Linked DNA regions of Homo sapiens: region 2 is linked to region 1. Evidence: read pairs that join two places in POLR2A ChIA-PET (ENCODE). Cell type or tissue: OCI-LY7. All regions are shown on one strand. Links, peaks and the distances in the headings refer to the core of each region. The heading gives the core; the rest is flanking DNA. Region 1 has its middle 37 kb from the start of KLHL6. Region 2 overlaps KLHL6 (kelch like family member 6).

The links. Peaks named below come from ENCODE experiments on the same cell type or tissue, not always from the same donor. Only the 100,000 strongest peaks of a DNase experiment are listed, where the experiment ranks them.
Region 2: POLR2A ChIA-PET joins it to region 1 with 11 read pairs; 8 of 35 experiments call an interaction of 5 or more read pairs at or near these places.

The regions. Positions count from the first base shown.
Region 1 is chr3:183,587,138-183,597,460 of GRCh38, forward strand. No RefSeq gene overlaps it. Among named protein-coding and RNA genes, the nearest start is that of KLHL6, 37 kb to the left of the region's middle. In OCI-LY7, for the core only: CTCF peaks have their summits at 5,300 (motif pointing left) and 5,519; DNase peaks (open chromatin) are centred at 4,092, 5,054, 5,244 and 5,894; H3K4me3 peaks cover 3,100 bases; H3K27ac peaks cover 4,000 bases.
Region 2 is chr3:183,503,333-183,513,655 of GRCh38, forward strand. It overlaps KLHL6 (kelch like family member 6), which reads right to left. Exons shown (of 7, transcript NM_130446.4): 3 at 4,727-5,176. Among named protein-coding and RNA genes, the nearest start is that of KLHL6-AS1, 40 kb to the right of the region's middle. RefSeq lists enhancers at 4,496-5,695, 10,041-10,090. In OCI-LY7, for the core only: no CTCF peak of the experiment used is centred there; a DNase peak (open chromatin) is centred at 3,779; H3K27ac peaks cover 2,176 bases.

The DNA of each region.
Region 1 (10,323 bases), core at 2,923-6,922:
ACCAGCTTGGACACCATAGCAAGGCCCCATCTCTACAAAAACATAAGAAAAATTAGCCAGGCCTGGTGGTGTACACCTGTAGCCCCAGCTACTTGGGAGGCTGAGGTGGGAGGATCGCTTGAGGCCGGGACTTCAAGGATGCAATGAGGTATGATCGTGCTACTGAACTCCAGCCTGGGTGACACAGTGGGGCCCTGTCTCTAAGGAAAAAAGAAAAGAAAAGAAAAGGAAAGGAAAGGAAAGAAAGCTTGCTGAGAAAAAGCCTCCCCAAGAAGTTGATATTTGAGCAGAGATCTGAAGGTTGACAAAGACCCAGTCTTACAAGAGTCAGTAGAAGAACATTCTAGGCAGGGAGAACAGGAAGTAGGCAGGAAACTGGGACAGTCAAGCAAAAGCAGCTGCAGCTTAGTGAGCAAGAGAGAGTAGTCAGTTGTAACGAAAGAGGAAGACAGGGACTAGGTCATGGAGGCTTTTCTAGGCCATGGTTAGTAGTTTGAAGTTTATTCTACATGAAGAAGGAAAATAATAGAAGATTTAAGTAGGGCAGTGACATGCATGATTAGATTTAAATGTTTAAAAATCCACTCTTGTGGCCGGGCGCGGTGGCTCACGCCTGTAATCCCAGCACTTTGGGAGGCTGAGATTGGTGGATCACCTAAGGTCCAGAGTTTGAGACCAGCCTGGCCAACATGGTGAAACCTCGTCTCTACTAAAAGTACAAAAAAACTTAGCTGGGCATGGTGGTACACGCCTATAGTCCCAACTACTCAGGGAGGCTGAGGCATGAGAATCACTTGATCCCAGAAGGCAGAGGTTGCAGTGAGTCAAGATAGCGCCACTGCACTCCAGCCTGGGGGACAGAGGGAGACTCCATCTCAAAAAAAAAAAAAAAAAAAAAAGAAATCCATCCTCGTGATGTAGAAAACAGACTAAACAGGGAAGTGGAAGAAGGGAGGCCAGATAGGAGGGTTTGACTGTAGTCCAGGCAAAAGATTATGGCGCCTTGGACTGGGGGTGACAGCAGAGATGGCAGGAAGAGGATGCATTTGGGATATATTCTTCAGGTAGAATTGGCAAGACTTTGTCATGAGCTGAATGCAGGCGGGGAGGACGAGGAAGAAATCTAAAACGATTCCTCAATGTGGGGTTTAAGCAACTGTTTGGAAGATTATGCTCTTTATTATATAATTTAACAAACTATATGGAAAAAATTGGAAAAAAAAACAGATGGTGAAGATGGGGCAGGGAAATTTGGGCATATTAAGATGCCTATTAGAGGTCCATGTAAAGTTGCCGGTGGCAATTGGATTCATGATTCTGGGGCCCAGATGAAATATTTGGGCTAAAGGTACACATTTGGAAGTCACCCCCTTAGGAGAAGTTAAAGCCATGAAACGGAAAAAGAGAGAAGACCCAGGACAGGACTTGGGGCATAAGTTCATTTAAAGGTTGGATAGCAGAAATAGCCAGTTTTAATGATACATTGAGCAAGAGGGAAGCACGCAGTGTAATCAGAAAACCACTTTATTCTTTTCCTCCACTACCTGTTCAAGCCATCCCCTCCATGGAACTAGTTGTTCCCTGCTCCCTTGAACAAAACTGAAGGGGATTGTGTGACTTTTGTGGACATTCTTAAATAATATAAAGCCATCTGGTCACTGCTGGTCACACACACATAGAGAGAGAAAGAGAGAGTCTCATTTCAATAAGCGTTATGAATGGTAATAAGAAAGTATTCCAAATTCATGAAGAGTTGAGGCTCTCTGCTCCAGCCTGGCTGCCTCCAGTGGGAGTCAGCTGTCCTCTATTTCACCTGAAATGTGACGTCCTCTTTCCCAGCTCATTTGGCTGCCTCTGGTTCCTCTAGAATGGAAGCAGAGTGGGGAGGTAGAAAGGGACAGGGCAGGAAAGATCCTACGTGGCTAGTCTTGTCGTAAACTAATAAGAGCTGTCTGGGCTTTCCAGGCATCTAGAGCTTATTCTTTCTCTTTTGGGACAATATTATGGTTTCTTCAGACTCATCTTTGGAAATCTTACAATGGCAGTTCCCATGCTGTAAGTAAATGCATCTCCTAGGGCTGGTCACTTACAATTCCTCTTTCACTGCCTTGGAATCTAATAGTACATCTCCAACACTTGTTTGTGGTTGGGTTTTTTTCTCCAAGCAGCCCTCCTGGGCAGGATCTAAGAAAACCTCAAGCTTGCTTGCTTTCTCTGTGAGTGCTACCTCAGGCCCGTGGGAAGCACTCATAAGCATCATTTGCCCCAACATAGCACCATCTCTTCTCCCTGCCATTAGAACAGCTAGCCGGCCAAGGGCAGACTCTAGTCCACTGTGATCCACCTTCTAAGTGCTCCCCAGTAAAGCCCCTTTCCCTACACTGGTCAGGAGGGGCAAGCATCCCCCACTGCTTCTGTACGATGGGGAAAAACTCATAGGGCACATCTCTCTAAACAAATTTTCTCTCCAATTTCTTACGCACCTTGGTCTCATTAATCTCTTTTATAAGCTGGAGGTGTTTAATCAACCAAGGGACATAAAATTCATTCTTGGCCATGCTATAAGTCCTGGCCAATCGTCTCACTCCTCACTTGGTGAGAATCATTTGCTCTAATTGCATTGGGAAGACAAAAATTTAGGACAAAATAGGATGTTTTAAAATCCTGTGTACCCAATGCAGTAAACTGACAAACAAGCAGAAGAGAAAGTCAAGCCAGGAGATGTAGTAGAAGCTAATGGGTGCTCAATTATGTCAAATGTTTCTAAAAGGAGGAACACATTGAAGACAAAGAAATGCTCACTGGATTTGAAGCCTTGTGCAATTCCATTTCAATGTAGTGTTGGGAATAAAAGGTAGATGTAAATGTTAGTTACTTCCCAGACTCTATTCACCCCTTTTTCCTTGCAAAAAGAACCCCTACTGCCAGCTCCAGTGTAAATCCTGACTGGTTTAAACCAAGACACCATGATCTACTTTTCTTTGCCAATGGCTATGTGATACCATTATTCTGGCCAACAAGATGTGAGGGGATGTCTGTTGAAGGATTTCTGTGGAGGCCTCTTTTTTTTTTTTTTTTTTTTTGAGACAGTCTCACTCCGTTGCCCAGGCTAAAGTGCAATGGCGTGATCTTGGCTTACCATAGCCTCCGCCTCCTGGGTTCAAGCGATTCTCCTGCCTCAGCCTCCTGAGTAGCTGGGATTATAGGCATGCACCACGATGCCCAGCTAATTTTTGTATTTTTAGTGGAGACAGGGTTTCTCTGTGTTGGCCAGGCTGGTCTTGAACTCCTGACCTCAGGTGATCCACCCACCTCAGCCTCCCAAAGTGCTGCGATTACAGGAGTGAGCCACCGCGCCTGGCCGGAGGTATCATTTTGTCTTAAAAAGAGACACAAGAAGATCTCTGCCCTTCTCCCATTAGCTATTGTCATTTCTGCCTGTGACCCCTAGTTCTGTGGAAACCACCTTGGCACAAGCCTGAGGATAAAGCCAACCCCCTAGAGGAGGGCGGAGTCAAGGGAATTGCCAGAGCCCCTGTCTGGAGCCTGCTCCACCTGTGGAGTTCTTGTCACTTGAGCCAATGAATTCCCCATCTTACTCTACACAGTTGATTCAGAGTTCTCTATTATTTAATACCAAAAGCATCCCACAGAAAAAGAGTAGGCCGAAGGGAGGTAAAGAATTGCAGGCAGAGTAACTCTTCTGAGTTGGTTTTCTGGAAAGAGGGACAGAGACATGGTCTGTCAGCTGGAGGGATACGAGGGATCTAGTGAAGGCTTTTCTAAACATGAGAGATATAGTAGCCAGTTTTTAAGGAGGTGGGAAGGATTCCATAGAAATAGGAGATGGCACAGCCACAGGAACAAGCATCCTCTTGCCACTCACTGAAAGTGCAAAGCCTTTCCTGGAGTCTTCTTTTTTGTGTTTTTTTAATTTTTGTTTTTGTGTGGTTTTGTTTGTTTGTTTGTTTGTTTGTTTGAGATGGAGTCTCACTCATCACCCAGGCTGGAGTGCAATAGCAAGATCTTGGCTTACTACAACTTCCGCCTTCCAGGTTCAAGCAATTCTGCCTCAGCCTCCCGAGTAGCTGGGATTACAGGGGCCAACCAGCATGCCTGACTAATTTTTGTATTTTTAGCAGAGACAGGTTTCACGATGTTGGCCAGTTGAACTCCTGGCCTCAAGTGATCCACCCACCTCAGCCTCTCAAAGTGCTGGGATTATAGGCATGAACCACCGCACCCCCGGCCATCCTTTCCTGGAGTGTTCTGCACTGATCTTGCTGATGCCCCTACATGGAAGAGCTGCCAGTTTTCACACTATTGTGACTATAACTGGTTGCATGGCTCCCTCCCCAGTGAACTGTTGATGGAATCCCTCCAGCCATCTTTGAGCTCTTTCTTTGTCCGGAGAAGAGGCTGATCCCTCCAGGGCTGATCTACATCTCCAGGATAACCTCTGCTCCAGAGGGGCTGACGGGAGCCCAGCTTTTTATTCTCTCGAGGTTCTTCCCAAGAAAAGCCCAATCTTATAAACTGTTACTTCCCCTAACAAAGAAATACAGATTATCCAAGAATCTAGCTTGCAGTTACTTGGTTTGTCTTCCAAGCTGGACCTACCCCTAAGCCCCACCTCATCAGGGGGTGTAGACCAGCTCAACCTAATGAAGTTTGTTGTTACTTAACCCTCCCCTTAACATTCGACTTCCCAATTATAATTGCACAAAAAAATATATACACCTATGCCTGTTGCAGTATTAACCCCTCTCCCCCAAAGGTGGGGAGCTTGGCTTCCCAGTCAGCTGCTCTCTCACTTTCCTAGTCACTTGAATTCATATGCAAATTAACTCAAGGTACAAGGTCTCTCCCCAGGGGAACAGAAACATTCAGTCTCAGCTGGGGTATGAGCTATATCAGGCCACATATTTACTGAACATCTAAATAATGATCTAAAAGGGCATTGCTGTGAAGCATTTCCAGTAGAAATATGACAACAATGCAAAGGACCAAATCGAGAACAACGTTGATTTGCCTTTCTATTGCTTCCTGTCCAGAGTAACGATTTGTTCCATATTTCACTTCCCCTCCTCATTTACCAGTACAAGAAGATATTTAACCTAAAATGTTTAGCACCCATGCCATGAGGTACAATTATCTACACTCAAATAGAAACACCCGGTAAAAGCCAGTCAACTGAGTTTCATTTCCTTACAAAATTTCAACAATTCGTTAACTAAAACATTACATTGACCAAAATATTTTAAACATCTAAAACTGGCTCCCCCTGTTGGTTAAATTCAAATGGATGTACCAAGTCTTGTTTCATGACATTGAAATGGAGCGGGACCCCTTGCAGAGGACTGTGGGCCCCTCAAGCATGGACATGAAGAAAAACCTTGAGTTTCTTCAAGGGAAATTCCAGGCACCTAGCTAACCCTGAAAAGTAAATGAGCAAATTGATAAGCAAGAAGGTAACGGTAGCTTAAAACAATAACCAAGGAAGTTAGAGTCGCAAGAATGTTTGGCTTCCGACAGAAACATCTTAACATATGTCCCTGAATTTTTCCAGAAACCTGGACCCCCACCAAAGGGATCCACTGGCATGTGAACCTCAGACAAGGGGGAAACGAGGACTGAACTCCAACACCCCTTCTTTGTTCTAAATTTCTTCCTCAGGGTCCTGGCAGAGGTCACACCCACAAGCCAGTGCTAATGGTCTTTTCTGCTGATGCCAAGTTTTTAGCACCTCCTTAATGTATATGGTTTGGATCTGCATCTCCACCAAATCGCATGTGGAATTGTAATCCCTGGTGTTGGAGGTGGGGCCTGGTAGGAGATGATTAGATCATGGGGTGGAGTTCTCATGAATGGGTTAGCAACATCCCCTTGGTGCTGTTCTTGTCACAGTGAGTGAGTGGGTTGTCATGAGATCTCATTTAGAAGTGTGTAGCTCCTCCCCGCCCCCTCTCTGGCTCCTGCTCTGGCCATGTAAGATGTGCCTGCTTGATGCTGGGCGCAGTGGCTCATGTTTGTAATCCCAGCACTTTGGGAGGCCGAGGCGGTCAGATCACCCGAGGTCGGGAGTTCGAGACCAGCCTGACCAACATGGAGAAACCCCATTTCTACTGAAAATACACAAATTAGCTGGGCATGGTGGCGTATGCCTGTAATCCCAGCTACTTGGGAGGCTGAGGCAGGAGAATCACTTGAACCTGGGAGGCGGAGGTTGTGATGAGCTGAGATCACACCATTGCACTCCAGCCTGGGTGACAAGAGTGAAATTCCGTCTAAAAAAAAAAAAAAAAAAAAAAAAAAATGTACCTGTTTCCCTTTGAACTTCCACCATGATTGTAAGTTTCCTGAGGCCTTCCTAACCATGCCTCCTGTACAGCCCATGGAACCATGAGCCAATGAAACCTCTTTTCTTATAAATTACCCAATATCAGGTATTTCTTTATAGCAGTGCAAGAACAGACTATTACATTAACCAATCACAAATCAGGAAATCTTTGAATTGACCTGTGACCTGTAAGATATCCTTCTCTTTCAGGCCTAGACAATGTATAGCCTCCATGTATTGATATATGAATGTGCCTGTAACCTCTGTCTCCCTGCCTTTAACCTTTACCTATAAGCCATCTGGGGGGTTGGGTCTGGAGCATGAGCTACTCACTTCTCCTTGCCCGGCACCCTGCAAATAAACTCCTTTTCTCCCACTGCATACCTCAGTGTGGATGTTTTGGCCTTACTATGTCAAGCAAGCAGACCCCAGTTTGGTTCGATAACAACATTTTCTACTAATGTAGTTTTGGCTAAAATTCAGACTGCGTAAGTAAAAAGAAATGAACAACATGGTCACTTAAAAAAACCTCTGCACTGGCTCACGCCTGTAACCCCAGCACTTTGGGAGGCCGAGGCGGGTGAATCACGAAGTCAGGAAATTGAGACCATCCTGGCAAACACAGTGAAACCCTGTCTCTGCTAAAAATACAAAAAATTAGCCGGGCATGGTGGCGGGCGCCTGTAGTCCCAGCTACTCGGGAGGCTGAGGCGGGAGAATGGCGTGAACCCAGGAGGCGGAGCTCACAGTGAGCCAAGATTGCACTACGGCACTCCAGCCTGGGCGACAGAGCAAGACTCCATTTAAAAAAAAAAAAAAATCTCTGCACTTACCTGGAAACATTAGAAATGAGATTTTTTTTTTCACTTCACTTAAGGCAGTAATTCAAACTACTGAATCATGTGTGAAAATGTTAATAATTTTATGTTAAAACGTATTTTTATTTTCATTTATTTATTTATTTTTAGAGACAAGATTTCACTGTTACCCAGGCTGTGCCACTCATAGCTCACTACAGCCTTGAAATCCTGTGCTCAAGTGATCCTCCCACCTCAGCCTCCTGAGTAGCTAGGACAGGGTCTCCCTGTGTTGCCCAGGCTGGTCTTGAATTCCTGGCCTCAAGCAATTCTCCAGCCTCAGGCTCTCCATTAGTTGAGTTTACAAGCTATTCAAGCATTTTGCATTTGATCTGAGCCAAAGGCCAAGAAGTGATATTAAAGCATTTTCATACTCATTTTATTTTCCAGGCATAGTATATTAAAGACTGCACCTGAACCTACTTCACACTTTAAGATTTAGCTGCCTCAGCCCTATGCACCCGCGTCTTAGCAAGCATGACTGTAGCCACCATAGCCACCAGTTACCTGGGCATGTCAGCAGCTTCAGAATTTTTGAAGCTGTCCTCACCCTCTTATCTTGATTTAACATTCTTCTAATTCTAACTACCCAATTTGTCTCTCCTCTCACCTTCAGGCCATCAAGCTCCAGATGATTTTCAGTAAGGGATACCATCCTCTCAATATTCCAGAGGCACCATTCTACAGGGGACCCCTAGACTGCCCATCAGTGGGACAGGAAGGAGGTGAAACCCTGTCCGTTTCCCTTGGACATGGCTAGATACTAGTTTCACTAACTCACAGAGTCACCCTTCTGCACTGACAGCTAGCAAGAGGTCAAGACCCACAGAACCACCATTGCCCCATTGTCAGTGGGAAGCAATTACAGAAAACTGACCTTTATCCATTTTCCCTGAAAGATTTGGAGTCTTGGGCTCTTGAGGCAGGGAGGTGTTAGTGGTAGTTAGACAGGCGTGAGTGGGGCAGGAGAGGGCTCTCCCCCACCCACGAGGAATGTCAGGTGGTGGTTCAGCAAGGATCACATTGTCTCTGTAAAAGCGATAAATTGGCAGCTGGCACCAGGAAGAGGCCATTTTCTGATGGTCCACACCTGTTGCACTAACGTGTTAATTGAATGCAGATGCCAGGGAGAAGCAACTTCCCGGGCATGTGCATTAAGAGACAAAATGGCAGAGTATGACTTTCTGGGGCACTCCACAGGAAAAGGGAAGGAAGCCTCAGATGGGCATGCATACAATTTCCTAAACACACTGTGCTTGCTCACCTCCCAAGGGTAAGGAGGGCACTGTGCATGTGGGCAGCCCACCCGAAGGGAAGAATCATGGGAAAGGAGCCAACGTGCAAAGTCCTAGGATCAAGGTTAAACACCGCACCTGACCTTCATGTGGCCACCTGGGTCTCTTCCAAGTGCATCTTTCTTTCCTATTCTAAAGTATTTTCTTAAACTCCTACTCCTGCTCTTAAAAAAATAATGTAGCTGCCTCAAATTATTTCTTAGAGTTAAACAACTATTAATTAACTAGTGAATTTTGTGATGATCCGTCTATTCATGGGAGTCCTGACAATGAACATCAACAATACATGGTTGTAGGAGACTGCTTTGGGGGTTCGCCCTAGAACTGCCCTTTCCTATAGAGGTCATTTCCACAGACATGTTATTTTTGACTTTCTTGGCTGCATTTAATTGATCCAAGGATAGACACCTGACCAAGCTGGGCCAATCAGATTGTCTCTCCTGGAAATTTGAAATTTGACATAGCCATTCAAGTTAGGCTTTATAGGTACCTAAGAGGATGTATGGGAGGCTGAGGACACAAAAAAGCACAGGGAAAAAAATGATGCTCAAACTCAGAAAGAACAAAAATAAAAGACCAGGGAGCCTCACAAAGAGAGGTGAAGGAGGGAGAGACAGCTTGGTTTCTGGTGGCCTTCCAATACCCGTTTCTGGTGCTGCAGGAGACTCTCTCTAGCCCCTGTGTTCTGTGAAACACCTTTATGTTTTGTTTTTGTGTCTCTTCGCTTAAGCAAGTTTGAGTGAGTTTCTGGAAGTTGGGATCAAATCTTCCCTAACGTGACAATGGGCCCTCGGGGTTTGTTAAAGCACGAAGGAGAGCCAGCAGCAACAACACTACATCCCCACAATCTGTGCTTGCTGCATTCTTGGGTCTGCTCTGTATTTCTTTGATGTGGTAAGTACCTATACAGACCAAATAATGCTTTCAAAATGTTTCTAGTCACAACACACTGGCAGGAATATGGTTTGTATCATGACTTAGTTGATACGTTGTCATACATAAATATTTGATTGAAACAAGAGTACTTGCCACAGTACCTGACATATTTGCTGAAATAATTACATGAATAAATGAATGCAGTACAAGAAAACAAAGGTAAGGCCATGAATGCTTATGCTGACTTCGGAAAAAGAAACAGAAAAGTCAGGCTGAGAGCAGTGCCTCACACCTGTAATCCTAGCACTTTGGGAGGCCAAGGTGGACAGACAGCTTGAGCCCAGGAGTTTAAGACCAGCCTGGGCAACATGACAAAAATGTTGTCTCTACAAAAAGATAAAAAAACAGGAATGTTGGCATGTGCCTGTAGTCCCAGCTATTTGGGGTACTGAGGTGCAATGATCGCTTGAGCCCAGGAGTTAGAGGCTGCAGTGAGCCATGATTGTACCACTGCACTCCAGCCTGGGTGACAGAGTGAGACCCTATTTCAAAAAAAATAAAGAGAGAGAGAGAGAGAAGGAAGGAAGGAAGGAGAGAGGGGGAGAGAGAGAGAAAGGGAGGAAGGAAGGAAGGAAGGAAGGGAGGGAGGGAGGGAGGGAGGGAGGGAGGGAAAGGAAAGGAAAGGAAAGAAGGGACAAGACAAAAAAGCCAAGTTTAATAAGCCAAGTTTATAACTATCTTTAAAAATTAAAATTCAAAATTCAAAATAAACTAAGCCAAGAAAAAGCAAAGAAAAAGAATTTAAAACTACAGAAATCTTAATTTTTATTAATTTTAATTTTTAATCTTAAAAACTCTAGAAAATTTATTTTTATAAAATATTAACAAAATTTTAAATCATTAGCTGAATTTTAAAAAAGGAAGATCACAAATGAAAAAGAAAACAAGCATTGTT
Region 2 (10,323 bases), core at 2,172-6,171, 85 kb before region 1:
TAAATGAAGAGGCAAATTTCCTCTGTCCCCAAAGTTCTCTTTCAATGAAGGTTCCAGCTACCATTCCCAAATCAAATGGAGACTGACATTTGCTTTTGGTGTGTTCTAAAATTTCCTGTTGTTAACACCAGTTTAGAGGATGGGCAAGGTTAGAAGAGAAAGATGGGCTGGGCACGGTGGCTCACACCTGTAATCCCAGCACTTTGGGAGGTCGAGGCAGGCAGATCACCTGAGGTTGGGAGTTTGAGACCAGCCTGACCAACATGGAGGAACCCCGTCTCTATTAAAAATACAAACTTAGCCAGGGGTGGTGGCACATGCCTGTAATCCCATCTACTCAGGAGGCTGAGGCAGGAGAATCTCTTGAACCTGGGAGGCAGAGGTTGCAGTGAGCCGAGATCGCACCATTGCACTCCAGCCTGGGCAACAAGAACAAAAGTCTGTCTGAAGAAAAAACAAAACAAAATAAAACAAAAATGGGAAAGATGATGATAGGACAAGAGGGTTAAAGTTTGGTAAATGAAGGGTACGGGGAGAAATGTGTTCACAGAGTAGCCTCCAGGCTCACACTACTGTCATCAGGAGTCAACCCAAGACCATTCCAGCAGGGAGCAGACTGACTCAGGGAATCAACTGGCAATGAGACCCCAATTAGGAGGTCATGGTGGCTGGTTGGTTGGTTCAGTTGTCCAAACTATAAAATGAAGATGAGAAAGTGCCTTGAGAAGGATTTGGGAAAATAAGGCCACAAAAACCTGAGACACAGTGAAAAGACTGGTTTTAACCCCAGAGAAGGAAAATGATTGATTGTGAGAGATGGAGCAACAATAAACGAACCAAGTGGCAATGGCAACAGCTTCCATTTGTGGGGCACTTAGCTTGTACCAGACACTGTGCTAAGCGTTCCATTCATTACTTAACTCTCAAGACAGTTCTATCAGTTGGTAGGTATTATTACCCCCATGTTACAGATCAGAACTGAGCCTTAGCATAGCTAAGTAACTGCCTGAGATTACACTGTAAATAAATTGTGGAGTCAAGATTAACACCCAGATCTCTGCCTGACTCCAAGCCCAGGTTCTCACCACTGAAGAATTTTCCAGATGTCAGAATTCTCTCTCCTCCTAAATCTAAAGCTTATAATGTCTGACTCTGCCCCCAGCACCTCGGAAATACAAAAGGCAATAAAAATATTTCATTGCAGCAATTTTGCAGAAGACAGGGTAGGGACCTTTTATATCAGAGAAAATCTTTATCATCTGCATTTCAAGGACTTAGAAAATAGGAAGCAGAAACAAAAATAGCAAAAATATTGGAAGTATAGTTGATCAAGGCACAGTATATGTTTAAATTGTTTTAAAGTGCTATTTATTTTAACTTTTAGGTTCAGCATGTGCAGATTTGTTATATAGGTAAATTGTGTGTTGTGGGGGTTTGGTGTACAGATTATTTCATCATCCGTATGATGAAATCATACATAAGCATAGTACCTGATAGGTAGTTTTTCAGTCCTCACCTTCTTCTCATCCTCTACCCTCAAGTAGGCCCTGGTATCTTTTGTTCCCTTCTTTGTGTTCATGTGTACTCAATGTTTAGCTCTCACTTATAAGTGAAAACATGCATTATTTGGTTTTCTGTTCCTGTGTCAGTTCACTTAGGATAATGGCCTCCAGCTCCATCCATGTTGCTGCAAAAAACATGATTGCATTCTTTTCTATGGCTGTGTAGTATTCCATGGGAGACACTGAATAAATGCTGAACTGAGGGCAGTTACGGAGACTGAAACCTGTCTGCAATTATATGCAGGCTGTCTGCTAGACATCCAGCATAGAATAGGACCTATGTGGTTTCCTAGGCTCCCCCCATCAATCCACTCATCACCCTTCATTTGTTAAATGTCCCATCTTCTCTGACACACAGACTGTTTAGCAGTACCTGGGTAAGACACAGACTGTTTTTGCAGTACCTGGTGCCATATCTGGCAAGGAATTGGTGTTCAGGATTTATTTGCAAAAAATGAAGGCATAGCGTGCTTAAATACATGGGATGCTGTTTAAGTAGTTTTTAGGGGGAAATTTATAGCATGAAAGCCAATATTAGAAAGAAAGTCTCAAATCAGTGGCCTCCACTTCCACCTTAAGAAACTACAGAAATAAGTGCAAATTAAACCCAAACTAAGCAGAAAGAAAGAAAATAATGATCAGAGTGGAAATAGGTGAAATAGAAAACAGAAAAACAATAGAGAAAATCAAATGAAACTAGACATTAGTTATTTGAGAAAAATCAATAAAATTGATAAGCCTCTAACCAGATTGATCAGGAAAAAAAAAAAGGGCAGACACAAATTACCAATATCTGGAATGAGAGATGTGACAACACTATAGATTCTGCAGGTATTAACAAGATAATAAAGGAATGCTGTGAACAACTTTATGCCAATAAATTCAGCAACTTATATTAAATGAAAAAATTCTTTGAGACACAAACTATCAAAATTCATTCTAGAAGAAACAGAGATCCTAAATAGTCCTATATCTATTAAAGAGATATACATTATAGTTTAAAAACTTTCCACAAAGAAAACACCAGGCTCTGGTAAATTCTACTAAACATTTAAGGGTATGTTTGCAGAGTGAATGAATGAACAGTGGATCTAAGGACAACAAAAAAACTAGAAAAGAACACACAGAAAAAGGGAGAAACTCTAAAAGAACCTCAGACAGACAATTCCTGGGCCACGTTTGGCTAAGGCTTCTACCAATGGCCTAATGAAGAAAGCCTGGTAGCTAATCCCAGAACCACTGCATAGTGAGATATATGTATGGGTGTTCATGTGTACAAACTGTTAACAAACTGTCCCTATATCATTACTTCCTCTCCACTAAATTTGTTCTTGTCTTTATAAAGTTCTGAAGAAAAATCTTCTTCAGGAATTGTTAAGGAGAACCAGGTAGATCCAAATGACATGTTTATTCACCGTTCGTAGTACCCATTTAATCATTCAACAAGCATTTACTAATTACTCATTCACTATATAGCAGTCTCAGGACTCTCTTCTAAGATCTAGAGATGTAAAGTGCAATAAGACATATTTCCTACTATAACAAGCTCCCAGTCTAGAGATATTTACATATAATAAATTCAAATCATTGCCATGCAGCAGTTGGTGCTGTGATGGAGCAATGCACCAAGTGCTATGAGAACACGGAGAGTGGCTGGGTGTGGTGGCTCACACCTGTAACCCTAGCACTTTGGGAGGCTGAGATGAGAAGATCACTTAAGCTCAGGAGTTCAAGACCAGCCTGGGCAACATAGTGAGACCTTGTCTCTACAAAATATTTAAAAATTAGCCGGGTGTGGTAGCACATGCCTGTACTCCCAGCTACTTGGATGGCTGAGGTGGGAGGATCACTTAAGCCTGGGAGGTCGAGGCTGCAGTGAGCTATGATTGCACCACTGTACTCCAGCCTGGGCAACAGAGCAAGACCTCCTCTCAAAAATAAATAAATAAATAAATAAATAAATAAATAAATAAATAAATAAAAGGAGAAGTCTCTGGAGAAAGTGATGCTTGGACTGAGTTTTGAAGTAGGAGTAGAAGTCAGCTAGATGAAGAAGAGAAAAGCATTTGAACAACATTCAGATTGACCTGGAGGCAGAAAAAGCACATCCACTTTGGGGAACCACAAGCTGTGCATTAGGACTAGAGCAGAAGTGGGAGGTTGGAGAGGACACTAGAGAAGCAGGCAGGAGATTAATGATGCAAGACCAGGCTCTGGGAACGTAGGCAGGAAGTATGGGCTTTATTCTGAAAGTGATGGGGAGCCAATGAAGAAGGCAAGCCCAGGAGCAAGATGATCAGACTTGAGTTTCAGATCTTTCAGCTGGTGAATAAATTGGAGGGAGGCCAGACTTGGGGGAGGAAGATGAGTTTTGAGAAATTTCCAGAAATTCAGATGGTGAGAGTCTAAATCAAAGTGATGTCAGAGTATATACAAGAGACACAAGATTTCACCAGAGTGGGCAAGGAAGAGCAGCACCCCCATGGAATAGTGACTAGACAGGGCACGTTCTTGTTTTTTTTGTTTTTTGTTTGTTTTGTTTTGCTTTGCTTTTTGAGACAGAGTCTCCCTCTGTTGCCCAGGCTGGAGTGCAGTGGCGTGATCTCGGCTCACTACAACCTCTGCCTCCCGGGTTCAAGTGATCTTCCTGCCTCAGCCTCCCGAGTAGCTGAGACTACAGGTGCATGCCACCATGCCCACCTAATTTTTTTGTATTTTTAAGTAGAGACAGGGTTTCACCATGTTGGCCAGGATGGTCTGGATCTCTTGACCTCGTGATCCACCCGCCCTGGGCCTCCCAAACTGCTGGGATTACAGGTGTGAGCCACCAGGCCCGGCCCAGGGCACATTCTTGTTTGTGCGTGCAGTGTGACCCCCAACCTCCCACCCTTCCACAACTGGGAAGAGGAAGCACGGGCCAGGCATGGTGCTGGGTGATTTCTACATCTCACCTAACGCGCTCAGTAACTGTCTGAACACGTGGGATCGGCCTCATAGATCAGGAATCAGGGCTTCTGGAACTGACCGACTCAGCAATGAACAGGGCAGTGTTTTCTCCTTAATGCCCTAAGGATTTTTGAATCCGCTTTGCTTGCATCTCTGTGAGCCCCTAGCTAACTCCTTACTTCGCTGGTTAAATATAGCACCTCTTATCTTCTACTCACCTCATTGCCAGAAAGGTGGTACATCCTGGCTTCCTGGAGCAGCGGGAAGACCTCTGGGCACTGCCTGATGAGAGGATCTGCTTCCACCGTCTCCACAAAGTACCACGGGTCCAGAAGCGGTAAGCGCACGTTCTCGAGGACATAGGGGAGTAAGCAGAGTCGTTCTGATGGCTTGTGCCGGACCCAGCTCATCACGGTCTCAAACACCTGAGCCTCCTCGGTCACGTAAAGGTCATCACTCTTCAAGATGTGGTGCAGAGTGTCCACGGGCAGGTCAAGAAACTCCTCAGAGTTCAGAATCTGCACAAAGTTTTGAATGATGTAACTCTGAACCTGCTTCTTTAGACTGTCCAGCGAGTGTGTGTCAGCCAGCCTCAGTATTCCAACGCAGTTTTCTGGGTTCAAGGCTTCAGTGAGGAAGCTGGCACAGGCATCCACCATCCGCAGGAACTGATGAAATAGAAAGGGTGGAAAGGAGGCCAGAAAATGGTGAGTCCACAAGGAGGTTTATCAGTGAGTTATGTGTATTAGCCAAAAATTGGAAACAACCTAAATGTCCAACAGTACAGGATGAGCTAAATACATATAATTCATTCATACAGTAGACTTAAAACAATGAGATACTTACTGGACGAGCTAAATACATATAATTCATTCATACAGTCGACAAAACAATGAGATACTTACGGGAGGAGCTAAATACATATAATTCATTCATACAGTCGACTTAAAACAATGAGACACTTACGGGACTAGCTAAATACATATAATTCATTCATACAGTCGATAGCTCTGTAGATACTTAAAACACATGTTGTAGAAAATATTAAATGAAATAGAAAATGTTCATAATGTATTGAGTTTTAAAATCTGTTCATTGGATCTGATTAAGCCTCTACATTTACTCAGCAATTTACAGGAAATACAGGGAAAGAGGAACCTGCTAAAGACGTCATGGGAACATGATCAGCAAAATCCAGATTGTGGAAAACTCTACTGAACAACTTGTTCAGTTTCTTCAACAAATACATTACAAGGGGATAAAAGAGAGAGAGAAGGAGAGGGAGAACCTAAAGATAAACAGAGATTTAAGACACATTGACCAATTGCAAAGTATGGATCTTATTTGGATTCCTGATTTAAACAATATATATTTTTTAAAGTTGGAGAAATGTTTACAATGACTAATATTTGGTGCTAATGAAACAATTATGATTCATTTTAGGTGCCATAATGGTTTCATGTTTATGTTGAAGAAGAATCCTTATTTTTTAGAGCTATAAGTGAAATATTTGCAGATAAAATGAGAAAAGCACGTCACAAATCATATGTACATTGTGACCTTATTTTTATAAAGAAAACATACACAGAATAAAGTCATAGAAAGAAGATGAAAGGATGTAGGTCAAAATATTAATGGTTGTTATCTCTTTGGGTTATCAGGTATCTTAAGGCAAATTCTGCTGCAGCAGCAAACAACCCTCACGTCTCAGGGGCTTACAATAAATGTTCCTCTTACCCACTATGTGTTCTTCACGGGGCTCTTCATTCCAGGGGCCAGGAAGATGGAAAGCCCTTACCTGAGACATGCTGGTCCCATGACAGAAGGGGAAAAAGATGGCAGAACCACACAGAGGCTTTTAAAGCTTCTGCTCAGAGGGGGCGCATGCTATATCCATTTACACAAAACCGTCCAGAGTAAGTCACATGGCAAAATTTGTCATCAAGGGAACCATAGTTCTCCCACAGAAACAGGTCTCATGGGATGGACAGGGAATATACTATATAAATAATAGAAGGTATGACACTCTAAGAAGACTATGAGAATTTTTCTGTTTTTGTTTATTTATATGTTTTATTTATTTATATATCCTTTAAAATGAATACGTACCGCTTTTGTCATTAAAAAATCAATTTGTAAAATTATTGATTGGCTCTCAGGTCCCACTTTTAAGTTATCACCATCCTCATAAAAATTCAAGTCCCTTGTGCTTGTAGGGCACTTTACAGATGACAAAGCACTGTTATATCCATTATATTTTGTAATATCCATTTTACAGATGACATGTCTCAAATGCATTGGTTCATTCTTATTTGTTGTTCTCTGGAGCTTAGCTTTGAACAATTTCAACCTCCTAGCTCCCTTCCCCGTCTACTGGACTCCTTATAGGGTCAAGTTCTTGGTGCCCATGGGTTGATCGATTAATGGGGGGAGAGGAAAGGGGAGGCTGAGGGGGCAAGACCTGGTGGGGGTGGGGGAGGCCTTCTGAAGGCAGGTCCTGGTGAGAGTAGGGACAGGACAGACCTGACTGGGGAGGGTTGGCAGGAGCTGTGGGGAGTGGGGCTATCGAGCCTGAAGGTTGATAGTGGGGCAGGACTGGTTCTAAGAGTGGACCAAGGTGACCTAGGCTCTGGACTTTACTCCAGAGCATTCCAGGGAACACATCCCTGACTTTTTGGATCAACCTCTATTGCAAAATATTATCTTTCTGTGTCAGATCACATAGGATTGTCAGTTTAAAAAGCATTTTTTAGGCCGGGCGCGGTGGCTCACGCCTGTAATCCCAGCACTTTGGGAGGCCGAGGCATGCAGATCACCTGAGATCAGGAGTTGGAGACCAGCCTGACCAACATGGAGATACCCCGTCTCTACTAAAAATACAAAATTAGTCAGGCGTGGTGGCACATGCCTGTAATCCCAGCTACTCAGGAGGCTGCAGCAGGAGAATGCTTGAACCTGGGAGGCGGAGGTTGCGGTTAGCTGATATCGTGTCATTGCACTCTAGCCCGGGCAACAAGAGCAAAACTCCATCTCAAAATAAATAAATAAATAAATAAATAAAGCATTTCTCCGAGGGTCAATGCTGAAGGGGGCCAGCCCCTCTACACCTGTGGGTATTTCTCGTCAGGTGGGACGAGAGACTGAGAAAAGAAATAAGACACAGAGGCAAAGTACAGAGAAAGAACAGTGGGCCCAGGGGACCAGCGCTCAGCATACGGAGGACCCTCACCGGCACCAGTCTCTGAGTTCCCTCAGTATTTATTGATTACTATTTTCACTATCTCAATAAGAGGAATGCAGTAGGAGAGCAGGGTGATAGTGGGGAGAAGGTCAGCAAGAAAACATGTGAGCAAAGGAATCTGTGTCACAAATAAGTTCAAGGGGAGGTACTATGCCTGGACGTGCACGTAGGCCAGATTTTTGCTTCTCTCCACCCAAACATCTCAGTGGAATAAAGAATAATAAAGCAGCATTGCTGCCAACATGTCTCGCCTCCCGCCACAGGGCGGTTTTTCTCCTATCTCAGAACTGAACAAATGTACAATCGGGTTTTATACTGAGACATTCAGTTCCCAGGGGCAGGCAGGAGACAGTGGCCTTCCTCTATCTCAACTGCAAGGGACTTTCCTCTTTTACTAATCCTCCTCAGCACAGACCCTTCACGGGTGTCGGGCTGGGGGATGGTCAGGTCTTTCCCATCCCACGAGGCCATATTTCAGACTATCACATGGGGAAAGACCTTGGACAATACCCGGCTTTCCAGGGCAGAGGTCCCTGCGGCTTTCTGCAGTGCATTGTGCCCCTGGTTTATTGAGACTGGAGAATGGCAATGACTTTTACCGAGCATACTGCCTGTAAACATTTTGTTAACAAGGCACATCCTGCACAGCCCTAGATCCCTTAAACCTTGATTCCATACAACACATGTTTTTGTGAGCTTAAGGTTGGGGCAAAGAGGTTGGGGCAGTTACAGATTAACAGCATCTCAGGGCAGAGCAATTTTTCAGGGTACAGGTCAAAATGGAGTTTCTTATGTCTTCCCTTTCTACATAGACACAGTAACAGTCTGATCTCTCTTTTCCCTACACAATGCAAAGTTGCAGAAGGCCTGAATTCTGCCTCAGAACCCCATGTCTGCTGGTCTCAACTGCCGGCAGCTCTGCTCTTTGCATGAGCAACCGTGGAAACAGTTGTGAACAAGGCTGCTAACACCTGTTTAGTCGTTGGCAGATTTTCAGTTCAAAGACTAAAAATATGCAACAAAGACCAAGCCTCGTGAGCCCTCAGAACTGGACACCAGAACCCTATCTGGCCCTGTTCACAGAGACATCTATGAGAGCTGAAAGGAAACTCACTTAAATGGTAGCCCCCAGTGCAAAATACCACGATCACCATGCCAGCGTTTGCGTGAGGGGAAGAGGAGAGGAAAATTAAGTAGATATTTCTAGGAACTTAGACTACTCTGGGAGGCCACATAAGACCTGATAACAGTAGTTGTTTCTATTGGTGATAATGAAACAATTATTATTCATTTGAGGTGCAATAATAGTTTCATGTTTATGTTTAAGAAGAATCCTTATCTTTTAGACATAACTGAAATATTTGCAGATAAAATGAGAAAAGCACTTCACAAATCATATTATGTACATTATGATATTTTTTTTTTTTGAGACAGAGTTTTGCTTTTGTTGCCCAGGCTGGAGTGCAATGGCATGATCTTGGCTCACCACAGCCTCCGCCTCCCGGGTTCAAGAGGTTCTCCTGACTCAGCCTCCCAAGTAGCTGGGATTACAAACATGTGCCACCACACCCAGCTAATTTTGTATTTTTAATAGAGATGAGGTTTCTCTATGTTGATCAGGCTGGTCTCGAACTCCTGACCTCAGGTGATCCACCCACCTTGGCCTCCCAAAGTGTTGGCATTACAGGCATGAGCCACCAGGCCGGGACTATGATCCTATTTTTATAAATAAATAAATAAATATATATATAAAATAAAGTCATAGAGGCCAGGCACAGTGGCTCACACTGTAATTCCCATCCAATTTCAGGGAAGAAAGGGAGAATTACTTTACCCTCTTCACCACTTCCTATCCTCTCCAATTGTGTGTAAGAAATACCTACCTAAAATAGACCAACTTTCTCATTTATAGAGAAAATACTAGAAGGTAACATACAAAATGTTAGCAGTGGTTATAGATAAAGTTATTAATTTTTTTAGAGTTTGTTGTATGACAACTTTACTATACTGAGCATGAACATTATAAACTCAGGAAAAAATACGTAAAATAAACACATTATTGTGATTTTTAAAGGACGCAATGAGAAAATAAAAGGTAAACACTAAAAGAGCACTTACTATAGGCCAGACTCTACATACTAACTGTAAGAGTTACTCAATCCTCACCACAATGCCATGAAAAGGGTATCTATTATCATCCCTGAGGAAACCAGATTCAGAGAAGTAATTTCCTCAGAGACTTACAGTTAATAAAAGATAGAAGCAAAGTTTGGACCAGTCATCTCTGATTCCAAAAATGCATGTTTTTTATACTATTTCAAGCTGCTGCAGGTCACAAAATGTGTGTGGGGGACAAAGGCTTGGCAGATGCCAAACGTCATTTGCACACGTCACTGGGTAGCTCAGATGACCTGATCTGCCCTGACACAGGAAGGACTAGCCAACAAGATGCCGGTTCCTATTCCTGCTTGGTGGCTGTTGATGAGCAAAGAAGGAAACCACAGAGGAGAATCAAATCAAGTACTGAAGCTCACATTTGTTAGAAGAAGCATTGATCTTCACTCCACCTGGCAA